2 separate regions of the Mus musculus genome follow, and region 1 is linked to region 2. A link is a loop called in an ENCODE intact Hi-C map of the cell type or tissue named here. Cell type or tissue: heart. All regions are shown on one strand. Each heading gives the region's core, and the rest is flanking DNA. Links, peaks and the distances in the headings are about the cores only.

The links. Peaks named below come from ENCODE experiments on the same cell type or tissue, not always from the same donor. Only the 100,000 strongest peaks of a DNase experiment are listed, where the experiment ranks them.
Region 1: a loop joins it to region 2, with 2.3 times the contacts of the local background. A loop is called at or near these places in 2 of 42 quality-filtered maps.

Annotation. Positions count from the first base shown.
Region 1 is chr13:41,133,732-41,136,656 of GRCm38, reverse strand. It overlaps Sycp2l (synaptonemal complex protein 2-like), which reads right to left. Exons shown (of 29, transcript NM_001324525.1): 8 at 2,669-2,703; 9 at 1,443-1,585. Among named protein-coding and RNA genes, the nearest start is that of Sycp2l, 21 kb to the right of the region's middle. In heart, for the core only: a CTCF peak has its summit at 1,573 (motif pointing left); no DNase peak of the experiment used is centred there.
Region 2 is chr13:40,783,070-40,785,994 of GRCm38, reverse strand. No RefSeq gene overlaps it. Among named protein-coding and RNA genes, the nearest start is that of Tfap2a, 51 kb to the right of the region's middle. In heart, for the core only: a CTCF peak has its summit at 1,432 (motif pointing left); no DNase peak of the experiment used is centred there.

The DNA.
Region 1 (2,925 bases), core at 247-2,746, 350 kb before region 2:
AGAAGATCTGCAGAGTGAGCCATGAGGGGCAAGCCAGTAAGCAGCATCCCTCCATGGTCTCTGTGTCACCTTCTGCCTCCAGGTTCCTGCCTAGTTTGGATTCCTGCCTTGGCTTCCATCAATGGGTTATAATTTAGAACATAAAAGCCAAACAAACCCTCCCTTTCTTGCCCAAGACGCTTTTGTTCATGGTGTTTTGTAACAGCAATGGTTACCCTACCCAAGAAACTACTCATTTTAAGGTAGGATTTATTCACACTTTGCAGATGAGATCATAAGACTTCACCAGTTCATGACTTTATCTAAGTTTATGCAACCATCACCTAAGTTGGATTCTAAGTTGAGGTAAAACTCAAGTCCAAAAAGTCCCTGGAATCATGACTTTTCATCTTAGAACATATGATAGTCCTAGAGTCTAAGACTCACAATATAAAGGTTCATATTTAGTACAATGTAAATCATGTGATAATCCTGATTACACAACGGTGTTGATTAGAAGGCTTCATTAAAATGAGCACAGCAATATGAATTTCACCTTTTCCTGAGACTCTAATGCTGACTTCAGAGTCTTTGGAAAAAAATAAAGGAAATGCATTAGCAATTGCAGGAGGGAGGCAGATACACAACAAAGCCAAGAGCTAGTCTTGTGCCCTTTGAGAACAATCATAGAGAGCTTATTGTAAAAAAACAACCTACCTACCAACCACTGAAAATCTCTGCAACTTCACACGGTGGCAGCTGGATGGCACACAGCAAGGTCACTCTACAGTCTCACCACTCGAGTGCAATTACCAATGCCAGCCGTCTACCATGGCCACAAAGTCCCCCTTCATGGCTGTAATTCTCTTTATTCTTCAATTGCATCCCTACTCTTCGGGGGCCGTTCAAAATCTCTGCCTGCTCCTCAATGTTTTCCTTGCCTGAACCCATCAAATACACAGTTTGCCTCCTGGATTGATTCGCTCTGAAGAGCCCTGGCTGTATCTCCTCACGTGTCACACAAGTATTTTGCTTATGTGCTGTCACTGATGAGGGTAAAACAAACGTTAAGGATTGCAATCTGGTATTTTAAACAGCGAGGGGCCAGAGAGATGGCTCAGCAGTTAGGGACATAAACTGCTTTTACAGATAGCCCTAGTGTGGTTCCCCGCACCTGTGTCTGGCAGCTCACAACTGCCAACTCCACATCCCGGGAATGCAGAATACCCAACAAACCCGCACTCACACACATATTCTTACACACACACACACACACACACACACACAGAGAGAGAGAGAGAGAGAGAGAGAGAGAGAGAGAGAGAGAGAGAGAGAGAGAGAACGAACGAACTTAAAAAAATCTTTTCATCTTTAAGAAAATTAAATCTCCTGTGCCAAAAACCCAGGAGAGTCTGAAAGGATCCTCAGTAAATGCTGACTGAACCGATGACCAGAATTCTCACCGTCTCAAATTCCCGATTCTTAATTTTTTTGAAAGCTTCAGCCAGGGCGGTATTCTCAAACCACTGCATGGCAAGGTCATTCCTCTGCCTTCCCACAGACATTCGACACAGTGCCTCAGAGAGCGCCACCTGCTGGCTATAGTCTAGAGATTCAAAACACAGAAGACCTGGGTGAATTCTGGGTGCAGAGCAACAGAAAACAAGGTATGTTTAAAGTCAGAATTTGGTCTAGAGCTAATGCAACAAGACACATTCAGAGCCATTATGGCCATCCAAAGTCTACTTGAGGATTGCCAGGGGGGAAATCTGAATAGGTTTCATAGATAGCATCTTTAAGATACTACTTCCAAGGGTTGTGAATATTGTTTTGTTAGTAGAATGTTTGCCTACTACATACAAGGTGCTGAGATCAATCCTTAGTTAGTACTGTGAAAAAAATATATGTATAATATAGATCTAACATATATTTTTAGATTTTATATGTAAGGCACAGTAAAAATTCAAATCAAATAGCCTTAAAAATATTTTGACAACAAAAAAATAAAATCTCATTAAAGTTATGATATATAAAAAGCAGTGTCTTATTGTAGCTCAGGATAGACTCAAATTCACTCTACAGCCAAGAATAACCATGAACTCCTGATTCTCCTCCCTCCATCTTCCAAGTGCCGGGAGAATGGACTCACATCCCCACACCAGGTTTAGGGGCGTTAGGGCTCAAACCCAGGGATTTGTGCATGTTAAGCAAGCACTCTACAGCCACAGCCCAAACCTCAAATAACTGTAAAGGCAAAAACAGGGTGTAATCAGATGGACTGACGAGGTTGTAGTCACAGACTACTGTTTTTAAAATCTATAAAAATAAATCATGGAGTTAATATGAGGATTAAAAGTATAAAGATTATGTTCGGGAATAAAAAGGTCTCTGAGTCAAAGGCAGGAAGTAGGGATATAGACATAGAGGGCTTTATTCATGAATCTGACGTCTTTTATACTTAAAAGAATTTTAGATGAAGCACATGTGCCAATATATTAAAATGTGACAAAGCTGGCCAATATGTGTCTGTTGGCTATTAGGATTTTCAGCAGGCCAGAATCTCTTGGCAGTTAAAAAAAATGTAATTTCCTAACATCAAACAGGACATAACTTATTCCTCACACTTCCAGCATCATCACACATCTCCTACTGCCCAATATTCTATGCATTTAAAATTCTAAATACTTACCGCCCACAGTCAAGATCGTCCTTGCCAATTCTTTCCTGAAATATTGACATAAATTACGTTTTACTGAGATGAGCAGCCAGAGGTAAACCCTCATCAAATATATTTTAGAAATCAGTATCAGAATCTCCACAATGTGTAATGCCTTTTAACGGAAATTTTCTTTAAGTTTGCACATTAATGACCGATAAGCATTTTAAATGTTTTTTAAAAATAATTTTATATGCACTGTTGTTTTTCCTGTATGTATGTCTATGTCA
Region 2 (2,925 bases), core at 128-2,627:
GTCTATCCTTATACTTCATACTTTCTGTACTTGTCTGGTCAATCCACTTGAAGGGTTGTCTACACTGGGGTGGAGAGATGGCTCAGCTGGTTGCTCTTCCAGAGGGCGGGGATTCAATTCCTTCCACCCACATGGCAGCTTACCACCATCTGAAACTATAGTTCAAGGGAAGGAGCTCTCAACTTGTGGGTCTCAACCCCTTGGTTCAGTGGGGGCATGGTGGGGGTGTCAAATGACCCTTTCACGGGGTTTCCTAAGACCATCTGAATTTCAGATATTTATACTACCCATTAACAGTGGCAAAATTACAGTTATGACGTTGCAATAAAAATAATTTTATGGTTGGGGAATACCACAACATGAGGAACTGTATTAAAGCATTAGGGATGTTGAGAGCCATGGTTCTCTTTCCTGGTCTCTGATGGCAACTGCATACAGATGGTACACAGACATGTAGGTAAAACTCATGTGCATAAAATCAAAATAAGTAAGAGGGAGAGGGTGGGAAGGAGGGAGAAAGAGAGAGGGAGAGAGCGGGAGAGACAGACAGAGAGAGAGAGAGAGAGAGAGAGAGAGAGAGGATATCTGTGCTTTTGGGATTCCTGGTTCGAAAAATGTATCCTACAAATGTATGCAGGAGCCTTGGGGACAAGGACCCAGGCATCTCTTCCTCACTGTTTAATAAGTACGCTCAAAGGTGCTAGTTAACTGGCCACCGAAGAATCTTGGCAGGACTCTATTTTATTTAGGGCTCTCCTCTTTCCCTGTGAAGGGACAATTGGCAAGTGTTTTCATACATTCACTTGCAAAGGTAAAACTATCATCAAATATTTGTTGAAGATAGACAGACCCCAGGAATGTCACCCAACACAAAATTATAAACTCACTTAAACATTATGAGACCCCCCCCCCCACTCCAGGACACATACCTTGTAACTCAATTGTAGGGTTTTTGAGCATAAATATTGTATATGACAATAACATGTCTAGGATTCAAGACTGGGTCTGGCCTTGAACTGAAGAGCCTTCTGCCTGTTAGGACATTGTCAAACTCTTCAGATATTTTCCCCACAACTGGGTAACTTACTCAGTCTAAATGGAAAAGCACAGGTTTGGTTTTGACAATTACTGCTTAATGCTTTTGTTTTGCAAAAACAGCTCTTTTTTTTTTTTCCTTAGTAGATGTCATTTGTGAAAGATTTCCTCCTAATGTCACAGGATTGCATAGGTAGTGATCTTTATAACGTGTGGGTGGGGCGGGGGGAGGTGGGTTCATGGGAAAAAAAGGGAGTGGGTAAAGGGGTAAAGGGGAGAAGGGGAGCAAGAGAAAGTGGGGAGAGGGAAAGAGGAGAGGGGAGGAGGAAGAAGAGGAAGGGGAGGGAGGGAGCGAGAAAGGCAGAAAGAGCAGTGATATGGTGCCATCTGCTGCTTAAATTATGAATTACAAGGATTTGAGTACTTGGGTTTGACCAGTTGGGCAGTCATTTCAGAACCCCATTAAGAACTATACTTTAGAAACATCAGAGGAAGACCCTGGCTGCTTGTTTCTGAAGGAAGGCCTAGTCACACTCCAGGACAATGCCTTGTTACTGTGGGTGGGCCCCCACTGGAGACCTATAGGGGTCCATCTCATGCCCCGATACAATGTGGACTTTGCATATGTCAGAATCAGCAAGCCCTACAGCTAGAGCCCAAGCTCAACTCCTTCACAGTGAGTCATTCCATCTGCACGCAAAGCACCGGATTCCATGTGAGCAACCCAGACGCTGCTACTGGAAGGCTCGTTGGTGACCTAGCATGGGTACTGCTGTGGTGGTGGACAGTGTGAGAGGTGATCTGAGAGATATCCCCACCAGTCAGATATCTCGGACTAGCTGGGTGTGGTGACTTTTCATCACAGCATTAGGAAGGTAGGGAGGGGCCAGAGAGCTGGATCTGGAGACAGACCTCACAGTGGGATCCTACAGCAGAAAGAAAAATCCCAAAGACAAAAATCATTTCAGAATGCATTAAGGACAGACTCAGGAAAGTTAACATTGCCTGGACAATGCTGTGCACACTTGGAGTGTGAAAGAGATCCGTGTGGGGAAAGTGATGGCAAAATACACACAACAGAAATGTCTTCATCATAATTAGTGTTAGGTGTACAGGTCTGTGATGGTTAAGTTCATTCACACGGTTGTGTAACTGCTACAGACCTCTTCATGTGACAGAGCCGAAAATTTGTCCCCATTGACCTCTCCTTCCTGCCCTCACAGCTCCTGGCAGCTAGTATTCCATTTGATTTCAATTATGGCTCTGTGAGTTCATTTCTTTATATATTTACTTGTGCATGTATGTTTGGAAAGCATGTGAGTGTGTGTGTGGGTGTGTGAAGTGGCAATTTCTGGTTTCTTTAGAGACTCAGTTGTGTCAGGTGATGCTATTCTGAAGACTGTCTTACGAGAGGGTGTTTTTGCTGAAGCACACACATGGGAAGATGTTTTACTAAGAACAGACACATGGTGTTTTTCTGGGGGCAGCCTGGAAAAACGGCACGTGATATTTTCCTAGAGTGGATGCTTGAGAGAACACGTGATGTTTGGAAAGGATATAAACATAGCCCAACAGACAGTGGACGATGCTGGGTGGCATTGGTACACCTTGCCATTCTTTGTTGGTCATCGTTGGGCTTTGCTGATGCTGGTCTTGAGCTGATGATGCTGGGTGCTATTGGTATGCCTTATCATTCTTTGTTAGTTATCATTTGTTGTGACTTCATAGAGGGAAACATACTGAAAAACTTCTGGTGGTGTTCCGGCAAGCCTTGCAATTTCTTCTGGATCAGCCTGCCGTTGCTGGTTCATAAACGGTATTTACAAATAGATTGGGCTGCCACTACTGATTCATGTGAACTAAACAACTGATATCCTGACAACACAGATT